Linked DNA regions of Homo sapiens: region 2 is linked to region 1. A link is a loop called in an ENCODE intact Hi-C map of the cell type or tissue named here. Cell type or tissue: PC-3. All regions are shown on one strand.

Evidence for each region. Hi-C counts contacts between places; a loop is a spot of excess contacts. Peaks named below come from ENCODE experiments on the same cell type or tissue, not always from the same donor. Only the 100,000 strongest peaks of a DNase experiment are listed, where the experiment ranks them.
Region 2: a loop joins it to region 1, with 5 times the contacts of the local background. A loop is called at or near these places in 18 of 110 quality-filtered maps.

What each region holds. Positions count from the first base shown.
Region 1 is chrX:57,580,334-57,585,333 of GRCh38, forward strand. No RefSeq gene overlaps it. Among named protein-coding and RNA genes, the nearest start is that of ZXDB, 9.2 kb to the right of the region's middle. In PC-3, CTCF peaks have their summits at 2,805 (motif pointing right) and 3,013; no DNase peak of the experiment used is centred here; H3K27ac peaks cover 759 bases.
Region 2 is chrX:58,024,214-58,029,213 of GRCh38, forward strand. No RefSeq gene overlaps it. Among named protein-coding and RNA genes, the nearest start is that of ZXDA, 120 kb to the left of the region's middle. In PC-3, a CTCF peak has its summit at 1,993 (motif pointing left); no DNase peak of the experiment used is centred here.

The DNA.
Region 1 (5,000 bases):
ACCCTCAGTGAAAGGTGGTTTACTGAGGGCTGTGATCAACTGTGAAACAGTCTTGGACAGGTTCCGTGAGGAGGATGTCACTGATATAATGCCAAAGCATAGCTTCTGGTGAAATTGTGGGGCAGGTGCCTATGTCCTGTTGGCAAAGACTGTGCAATTGAAGGGCTATTTAAATACCCCCCCCCAAAAAGCTAGCATCACAATGAAGATGAGGGGAAACAAAATAAATACCCCAAAAGCAAGTGGGTAAGGGTGTACTATTGACTCTCAAAGGTAGAAGTGAAATGTGTTTGACTCTACTGTGAAATTTTTACTGAATAGAATATGTTAGCCAAGTCTATAACTGCAGATTCAATTTCAGGGGGCCTTAGATGCCCTGGATTAATAGAAACTTACCTCTGATGTTTTGAATGACACCCATTAAGGTCACAATGTCCTATAGAGGTGCTCTAATAAAGGGAACATCCTCGATGAACTCTCTAAGGTCTATAGTCTCCACTTAGTAGTGTCTCTTAGTGTAGGCCATATGGGGAATTGATAGGCGACGTAGTAGGAATCAGTGTTCCTTGTTTATCTATGTCCTTCAGTGTCCTGCTTCAGCTTCTGCTGTGGTGTATGAACCATCTGAACCAGGAGGGGCAGGTTCAAGCTGCATCAAGTAACTCTGTTTGACTGACAGACTTAGCAGTGTTGTTTGTCAGTGCCCAAGCCACAGTTAATACGGTAAAAGGGCAACTGTCTGTCAGAAGGGGCCTTCTGACACTGCAGGATCCCTGTGTGGGAGAAGATTCTTAGCCACTTGGCAGTGATCAGAGACAGTTGTGGAATGGGGGGTTGTAATCTAACCCTAGTAAGTATTGCAATTACTCCAATGATTCACCAGAGATCATCCAACTTGGGACCTTCTTGTGCCTTAGGGTCTAACATAACCTCTTTTCTTCATCTCATGGTTGATGCACACATGAGGGCCTGGACATAGGTGGCTTGTTTGGCCCAGGAGGGGGCAGCCTCAGTGTTGATAGTAACTTTGATTTAGGCCAGGTAGGGTATTATAGTGTTAGCAGGCAGCACCTGACTCTGAGTTTGTCTTTCATGAGTTTCTATTAAATCCAGTGCAGCTATGGCCTCTTGAATTGTTTTAGCAGTAGCCACCATGCCCAGTAAAGATTTTCCCAGGAGCCCTGCCCCCAAAGAAACAATTGAGTGGACTCAGGACTCGATTCAGACTCCTCCAGTCTTGTCAAGTCATCCTGCCACACCTCATTTGTTGTCTCCACTCCAACATGTCCAACTGGTGGAGGAGATCTTTGGCCTTGGCTAATCTTTTCCCTGGACAGTCTTCCCAGGCCATTATGAGGTCTAATGTAGGGTGGGCAGCCTTCTAATCCACAAAAATACACATCAGCAATAAAGATGTGAACAGAGGTCCAATGCCTCTGTGTGGCTTCTTCCCAAATTCTACTCTACAGGATCCATTAGAGGGGACACAATTTTTCCATCATGTACTATCGCTCCCAATTGTTTAATTTCATTCCCCATTACATGGAATTTGTTCCCTGCCAGATGCATTCTATAGAGCCAAGCAGCCCCTTGTTTATTTGGTTCTTGGCCTGGGTACTTAAGGAGAGACTGGGGCTCAGGTAAGAGAGAGGATGGGACTCCTCCTCCGAGCAAGAACTGACCCTTCTTTCTTGGCTCTCCCTTTTTGTCTTTTCCATTTTTATTACTTTCTGAGTGGCTACAGGCAAAGCAGAGGATAAGTTATCCCAGTCCCTACCGTGGTGACACTGCTGCCTTTTCTTCTGGAGAGCACCTATTCTCCTCTCCAGGGACCTCTTGTCCAAACTGTCTCTCCCAAGACTTTGGGCTCTTACCTCTTCTCCAGGTGGCATCCTGGTGATAAATTGCTGCCAGCAAGGTCAGCACATGCCTCATGGTTAGGAATGCCTGTTCGACCTGACAGCAACCTCCTGTAGGGTTCCGGGAGGGGTAGGAATATAAATTTCTTTGCCTTCAGTCACTTTAAGTACCACTCTAGCTAGCTCAGTCCAAAGGTTGAGATATTAATATCCCTCTGGAGAGGGGATAGCATGATGACAACTGCAACATCATAATTGAGTGTAACAACAGTAGAGGCATGCTACCTGCTTGCAAAGGCCTTTCCACCAGCTGCCCTTAGGAGACCAGCCTTGGCCTGATGTCTCTGCCTTATTGGCTCATTTACTTGCCTATCTGTCTCCGGGGAGGAGGAAATCCTCACATCTCAGACTACCCCAAATCCTCAACCCAGCCACAGGGAGCATTTCCCACCATAGCCTGTTATGCAGTCCAGGGTGGTTCACCCTTATTCCAGAGGCATGCACTCCCTCTCCTTTTCTATTCAGGTACACAGGTGCACAATGTCCAATGTCAACTGAGGGGGGGACCCAGGTAAGTGGGCTGACCTCCTTCCCCAGTACCTTGGCATCTAAGACCCCAAAAGTCAGTTCTAATGGTGTGGGTTCACTCAACTACTGGTGCTACCTCTAGGCCAGGTCAATGAGGTATAGAAGGAGACTGCAAAAAGTATATTGTTGCAGTACAGCAATGAGCGATGCTACGCAAAACTGCTACAGAGGCATTCTAAATGTAGAGTCTGAGCACTTAAGGCTGCCTAGGACTGATTTTTCAGTTGATTGTCCTACTGACTGGGTAGACGCTATGCCAATTTCTTGTTCATGAAAATCCCATCCTCCTCACCACTTGCTGCGAGTTCCAAGATTTCTGGGCTGATCAATGAAGAAGACATGACCACAAGATGGCAGTAGCACCCAAGAACCGTTTTGTTTGTTTGTTTGTTTGTTTGTTTGTTTCGTTTGTTTTTTTTGTGAGAAGCAGTCTCACTCTGCTGCCCAAGCTGGAATGCTGTGGCGCAACCTCCGCTCACTGCAACCTCCGCCTCCTGGGTTCAAGTGATTCTCCAGCCTTAGCCTCCCAAGTAGCTGGGATTACAGGTGCCCGCCACAATGGCGGGCTAATTTTTGTATTTATTAGTAGAGACGAGGTTTCACCCTGTTGGCCAGTCTGGTCTCGAACACCTGACCTCAGGTGATCCACTGCCTCAGCCTCCCAAAGTGCTGGGATTACAGGCGCGAGCCACCGCGCCCAGCCAAGAAGCTTTTTATTTTGGCGGTGCTTAGACAGGTTGCCAGAGAGGGGAAGTCTCTCACATCAGACCTTCCAGAGGCAGCAGCAGAGGGCCACTGCCCAGAAGGGGAAAAAGGCAAGGTAACTCCTGGGGTAGAGGAGAATAGGAGAGAGCCTTATGTGTCTGGGCGATATGACTCAGCATCAGGAGAGGGAGTTTCTGGGTCAGAGAGCTCTGGAGGCAAGCAGTGGCATGGGGTGTTTTATAGCCCCTGTGTTTGCCTTAACCGTGGCTAGCAGATGTTGGTGCAGTTTTGTGGGGCATGCGAGGCAGGCAAGCCCTAAATGGCTACACATATGCTTACTTGAGCTATATTTAAAGCAATTGCATGTGTAAAAAATTCGAGTTTGTCATTGCCAGGCTTTCAGCCTGCTGTGAGAAAGTATAATGGCAACATAGAGGCCAATATATGGAGGTCATCTTTAACCCACTGATATAATAACATGCCACTTAGCCACTCTGATTAATCTGACTGGTCTGAGATAAAATCCATTCAATCTGTACTATCAACAGGACTCTAAGCAGCAAGGTAAGATCAATCTGCAACGTTAACCTGAACTTAAAACGTTAAGTGCACACGTACAATACTACTGCTCCTGAGTTTTTATCTAAGAGAAATGAAAGCATAGGTCCACATAAAGACTTGTACGTGAATGTTTATAGCAGCTTCATTTGTGCTAGTGAAAAACTGGAAACAATCCAAATTACCATACAATGAAATACTATACTATGACAAATAGTAATGAACTATTGATAGAAATAACAGCATGGGTGAATCTGAAAATAACTATGCTGATTTTAAGAAGACAAAAAAGAGTATACAGTGTATAATTCTATTTATATAAAATTCTATAAAGCACAAACTAATCTATAGTGAGAGAAAGTAGATCAGTGGTTGCCTAGGGACAGGGATGGGATGGGGATGGGTAGGGAGGGAAGCAACATAAAGGGGCATGAGAAAGCCTTAGGAGGTGATGAAAATGATCGTCATTTTGAATGTGGTAAGGGCTTATGATTATTGGTAAGGAGTTATGCTTATAAAATATAAATAATTTGTATTTTATAAATTATATAAATTACATATAATTTCATTTAGTTTTAAATTTAAGGAATGGCAATATGTCTTGCATCAAAGAACCCTCAAAACAACACCTTAAGTACTGCAAAGTCTTTGACGATGTATTTGCCAGTTAACTTATCTTTAAACATCAATAATAAAAATTGTCAAGACTTATTTGTTTCTATGTGTTTATTTTAGTGTGCTATTGCTTTTTCACATTCTGGGTCATATTTTCAAAGTATTATTTCACATTGTGTAAATGTATTTTTTTTTCACTATTAGTAAAGAGCATCTCAAGTAAGGTCCTGCTTTCTACTTTGATGGTATAGGAGCATGTTTGACTCAGATATGAACCACTTGTGGACAGAGTTATGGGTGAGAAATCTGATATTTAAGGAACACTCTGGATTAGTTTCCCATTGGTGAGAAAATAAAAAAGTGATGAGCACTTTTTCCAAATACCACGTGATAAATCAAGTACTCAAACATGCTAACTGCATTTAGACTATTCTATTACCAAAATATTCCAATCAATTCCTGTGGACAGTTTGTAAACTGTCATTCCCAATGCCTCCTCATCCTTCAAGTTCCCACTGAAAGGTCTCATAGCTTATCAGACCTTTGGGGGAAGTGCTTTTTTTTTTTAATTAAAAGTTAAGTCATGTGCAGGGCAGAGTGAGGCAAAATGCAGCCAGTGGTCAGGAACTAAAGACCTCTCCTCCACCTGGGCCTTGAGAGTTTGGGAGAAGCTCA
Region 2 (5,000 bases), 440 kb after region 1:
TAAGAAATTAATAGTCATAATATATAAACATCTGTTACAACTCAACAACAACAAAACCCAGGTGAAACGTACAAATATTTGACTATATATTTCGAAGGACTTGAATGAACACTTCTCTAAATGAAATATATTGCAGCTCAACAAAAACATAAGCAGATGTTAAACATCAGTAATCATTGAGAAAATGCAGATCAAACTCCAAATCGGATCCTACTTTACACCCACTAAGATGGATACTAACTAAAAAAAAGTATATAACAAATTTTGGCAAAGATGTAGAGAAAGTAGGCCCTTGTGCGTTGTTGATGAAAATGTAAAATAATATAGCCACAATGGAAAACTATCTAAGAGCTCCTCAAAAAATAAAAAAAAAATAATTATCATATGATCATAAAGTATAAGTGTATATCTAAAAACATTGAAAACAAGCATGAAGAGATATTTTTAAACCCATGTTCATAGCAGCTTTATTCACAATAGACAAAAAAGGTTAGAGCAACAAGTGTCCATCAATGCTTGATTGAATAAATACAAGGTGGTATATACATATAATGGAATATTATTCATCCTTACAAGGAGTAACATTCCAAGGCATGCTACAATGTGAATGAACCTTGAAAGAATTATGCTAAGTAAAAAGAGCCACCAACAAAAGGAAAATATGGTATGATTCCTTGTATTTGAGATTCCTAGAATATTAAAATAAATATAGGTACAAAGTAGAATAGTGGTTATCAATGGCTGGGAATGGGAGTAGTTTGGAGTTATGGTTTAATGGGCACAAAATTTTAGTTTGAGATGACAAAATTTCAGGAGTTGGGTAGTAGTGATTATTATGCAATAACGTGAATGTAGTTAATACAACTAAATTGTATAATTAAAAATGGTTAAAGTGGTAAATTATATATTATTTGCGTATTACCATGATATTTAAGTCATTAAAAAATGATTAGGACTTTTGGGTTCAGTTCAGACAGATAAGAAGTTGAGAACAGAAGCTTTTACTTTTTAACAAGAAATGAAGTAGACAAACAAAAAGTTAACTATTTTTCAAGAACCTGCTGTGGTGAAATAGAATATTTTTAGACTTCCTAATTTTTTTGGATAAAGCCTTAGCCTTTGAATAACTATTTACATATAATGAGACAGGTATCTTGCCATTTGCTAATGTCTATTGTATCGTTTCCAGAGATGACAAAAGAGTTATGTCCTGGACTAGTTATCTAAATTAAGATTTGAGGTGCTAGAGATTCTGGAGTGGCTATCTTTCTAGATATTTGAATTTCTAGGAAGAATAAACTCTGATCTTTTACACATCTATGGGTCATAAAAGCTGAGAGACATGGGCCTGTGTGGCTCCTGGAGAGATTTTATTATATACCAGCATATTGGCATAATGAGAAGGTCCTTTCAGGAGGGAATGAAAGCAGCTATCCCCTTTCCATTTGTAAGCAGAAAGGAATATTTTTTTCTTATTCATCTATAGAGTGTCTAACTACTGATGTAGGACAATTGACTTGGTGATCATGTCACCATAGTGTCCATGAATAGGCAAAAGGCAAGCCAACATACTTATTACATACTGTGAGGTATAGTAAGAAAACTTATCTAATCTAGAACAGCTCATGTGTACACTCAGAATAAAATTAATAAACATGAATATTAAAAACTTAATTCTCAGCAGAAAATTGAAGCCAATGGATATGTGACCGTCTCAAAATCCTGAAGGCTCATGGAAGAAGACACATGAACCATTTGCTTTCCTGGAGGAAAAAGAAAAAATGTTAACACCATATAAACTGATAGAAACATAAAATTAAAAATAACTATGAATTGCTGAAGGCCAAGTACAAGCTAGTTTGTCCGAAGCTGGTGGGGGCCACAGTGGTATTGAGGTTGATGTCCATTTGCAACCTCTTTTTTTTCCCCCCTAGGAGTTTCAACAGGCTTTCGGGGGAAGAACAGATCAATTGGAAGACAGCTCCCTCTGCTGGTGCTAAGTCGAGAAGGTGGTAAATAGTCACTGTGACATCTACATAGGCTTAAGTCCCTTGTGGAAAAAACAAGTTTAATTTTTAGGAGAAAAGGATACCAGCAAAGGCCGTTAGTGAAACGGTATTAAAGTTGAAAGGAGGAAAATGTCATCAGCACTATAATCTTTGTCTCACTTAAGAAAAAAGGCCTTAATTTGCGGCAGGGAAGTATTTAAATATACAGACTGTAAATATTGGAGGGTACATTTTTGTGGCTTAGAATGTGAATGGGGGAAAATACAAAATAGGCCTCCGAGAGAGGGAAGATGAAACACTCGAGACACATCCCTGTGAGATAGAGCTACTGTGCACTCTAAAAGCCAAGGCTTAATTATAACATTAATGAACATCTCTTCAATACATATTACGGACACCATAACAAGGCATGAATATAACAGAGAACTATCACTGGGAGAGTTGCAAGAGACAGACTCCTTGAAGAAAAGAAAAATAAAGATACAAAGTAAAGAGGGGAAAAAGGGGGTGACAAAAACAAGGTCACTGAAGAAATTCATAGCAACAATAACAAAAAAATGTAAAATGCAGTTGAACTCTTAGCTAGATAAACATAAATTCCTGCACTATAGTCCTACTTGTCTCAGTCTTAATTTCCCAATAAAACATGCCCAGCTTTCAACATCAAAAAAAATTATTAGGCATGTTAAAATGTAAGGGAAAACACAGTCTAAAGAGCCAAGACTATAATTAAGACAATAATCAGATGTGACATATATTTGTAATAAAGTTTGAAGTCAAGCGACATGATGCTTCTAGCTTTCTTCTATGTACTTAGGATTTTCCTGGCTAGTCAAGCCTTTCTTGATTCCATATGAATCTTAAAATAGTTTTTCCAATTCTGTGAAGAATGTCATCGGTAGTTTGATAGAAATAGCATTGAATATGTACATTGCTTTGAGCAGTATGGTAATTTTAATGATATTGATTCTTCCTATCTGTAAACACAAAATGTTTTATATTTCTTTGTGTCGTCCCTGATTTCTTTGAGTAGTGTTTTGTAATTCTTACTGTTGAGATCTTTAGATATTTTATTCTTCTGGTGGCTAGTGTGAATAGAATTGCATTCCTGATTTGGCTTGTAGCTTCGAAGTTGTTGGTGTATAGGAATGCTACTGATTTTTGTACATTAATTTTGTATTCTGAAACTTTGCTGAAGTTTTTTATCAGGCCAAGGAGCTTTTGAGAAGAGACTATAGAGTTTTCCAGTAATAGAATCATGTCATCTGCAAACAGAGATAGTTTGACTTCCTCTCTTCTTATTTGGATATCTTTTATTTCTATCTCTGGATTGATTTCTGTGGCCAGGACTTCCAATTCTATGTTGAATAGGAGTGGTAACAGGCTGTCCTTGACTTATGGTGATTTTCAGAAGGGAATGCTTTCAGCTTTTTCCCATTCAGTATGATATTGGCTGTGGGTTTGTCATAGATGGATCTTACTATGTTGAACTATATTCATTCAATGCCTAGTTTATTGAGGATTATTACGTGAAGCATGTTGAATATTATGAAAATCCTTTTCTGCATCTATTGAGATAATCATGTGGTTTTTATTTTGTTCTGTTTATGTAATAAATCACATTTATTAATTTACATGTTGAACTAACCTTGCTGCCCACAGATATAGTCTACTTGATCCCAGTGCTTTAGCTTTTTGATGTGCTGCTGTATTCCCAGTATTTTATTGATAATTTTTGAATCTCTGTTCATTAGGTATACTGCCCTGAGGTTTTCTGCTTTTGTTTTATCTCTGCTAAGTTTTGATATCAGAATGACTCTGGCCTCATAGAAAGAGTTGGGAAGGATTTCCTTCTCCTCAATTTTTTTGAATAGTTTCAGTAGAAAGAATATCAGCTCATCTTTATACATCTTGTAGAATTAAGCTGTGAATCTGTTTGCTCTTGAGCCTTTGTGGCTGGTAGGCTTTTTATCACTCTTTCAATTTTGGAGCTCATTGCTGGTTTGTTCAGGGATTTGATTTCTTCCTGGTTTACTCTTGGGAGGTGGTATGTTTCCAGGAATCTGTTTTTCTAGGTATTCTAGTTCATGTGCATAGAGGTGTTTGCAGTCGTTTCTGAAGGTTTTATTACATTTCTTTGGGGACAGTGCTAATGTCCCTTTTGTCTTTTCTAATTGTGCTTACTTGGATTCTGTCTCTTTTTTATGTGTCCAGCTAGTTGTCTATCTTGTTATTTTTTTTAAATAACCAACTCCTGGATTTATTGTTCTTATGTATATTTTGTGTGTCTCTGTTTTTTTTCTTTTAGTTCCGTTCTAATTCGTTTATTTCCTCTTTTCTACTAGCTTTGTAATTGGTTTGTTCTTGTTTCTCTAGTTTCTGTCATTGTGATACTATGTTGTTAATTGGAGTCCTTTCTTTATGATGTGAACATTTAGTGCTATAAATTTCTCTTAAGACTACTTTAGCTGTCTCTGAAATACTCTGGTATTTTGTATCTTTGTTCTCACTAGTTTTAAAGAATTTCATAAATTTTTCCTAATTTCTTTATTTACTAAATGTCATTCAGGAGCCAGTTATTTAATTTCCAAGTTATCGCATGGTTTTGAGAGATTTTTAAGTATTGATTTTTATTTTTATTGCACTGTGGTTTGACAGTGTGCTTGGTATAATTTCAGTGTTTATTTTTTAATTTGCTAGGGATTGTTTTATGTCTGATTTGTGATTGATCTTACAGTAGCTGCCATGTTGCAAAGAAAAAAATGTACATCCTGTTGCTTTTGGGTGGAGAGTTCTGTATATTTCTATGTGATTGGGTCCATGTGGATATTTAGGACTTCAACTGAGCACTGGAACAGGTTCATGTGATCCAGTGCTCAGTTGGAGTCCTGAATATCTTTGTTAATTTTCTGTCTGTATGACCTGTCTAATACTGTCAGTGGGGTGACAAAGTCTCTCACTATTATTGTGCTGGAATCTAAGTCTCTTTGT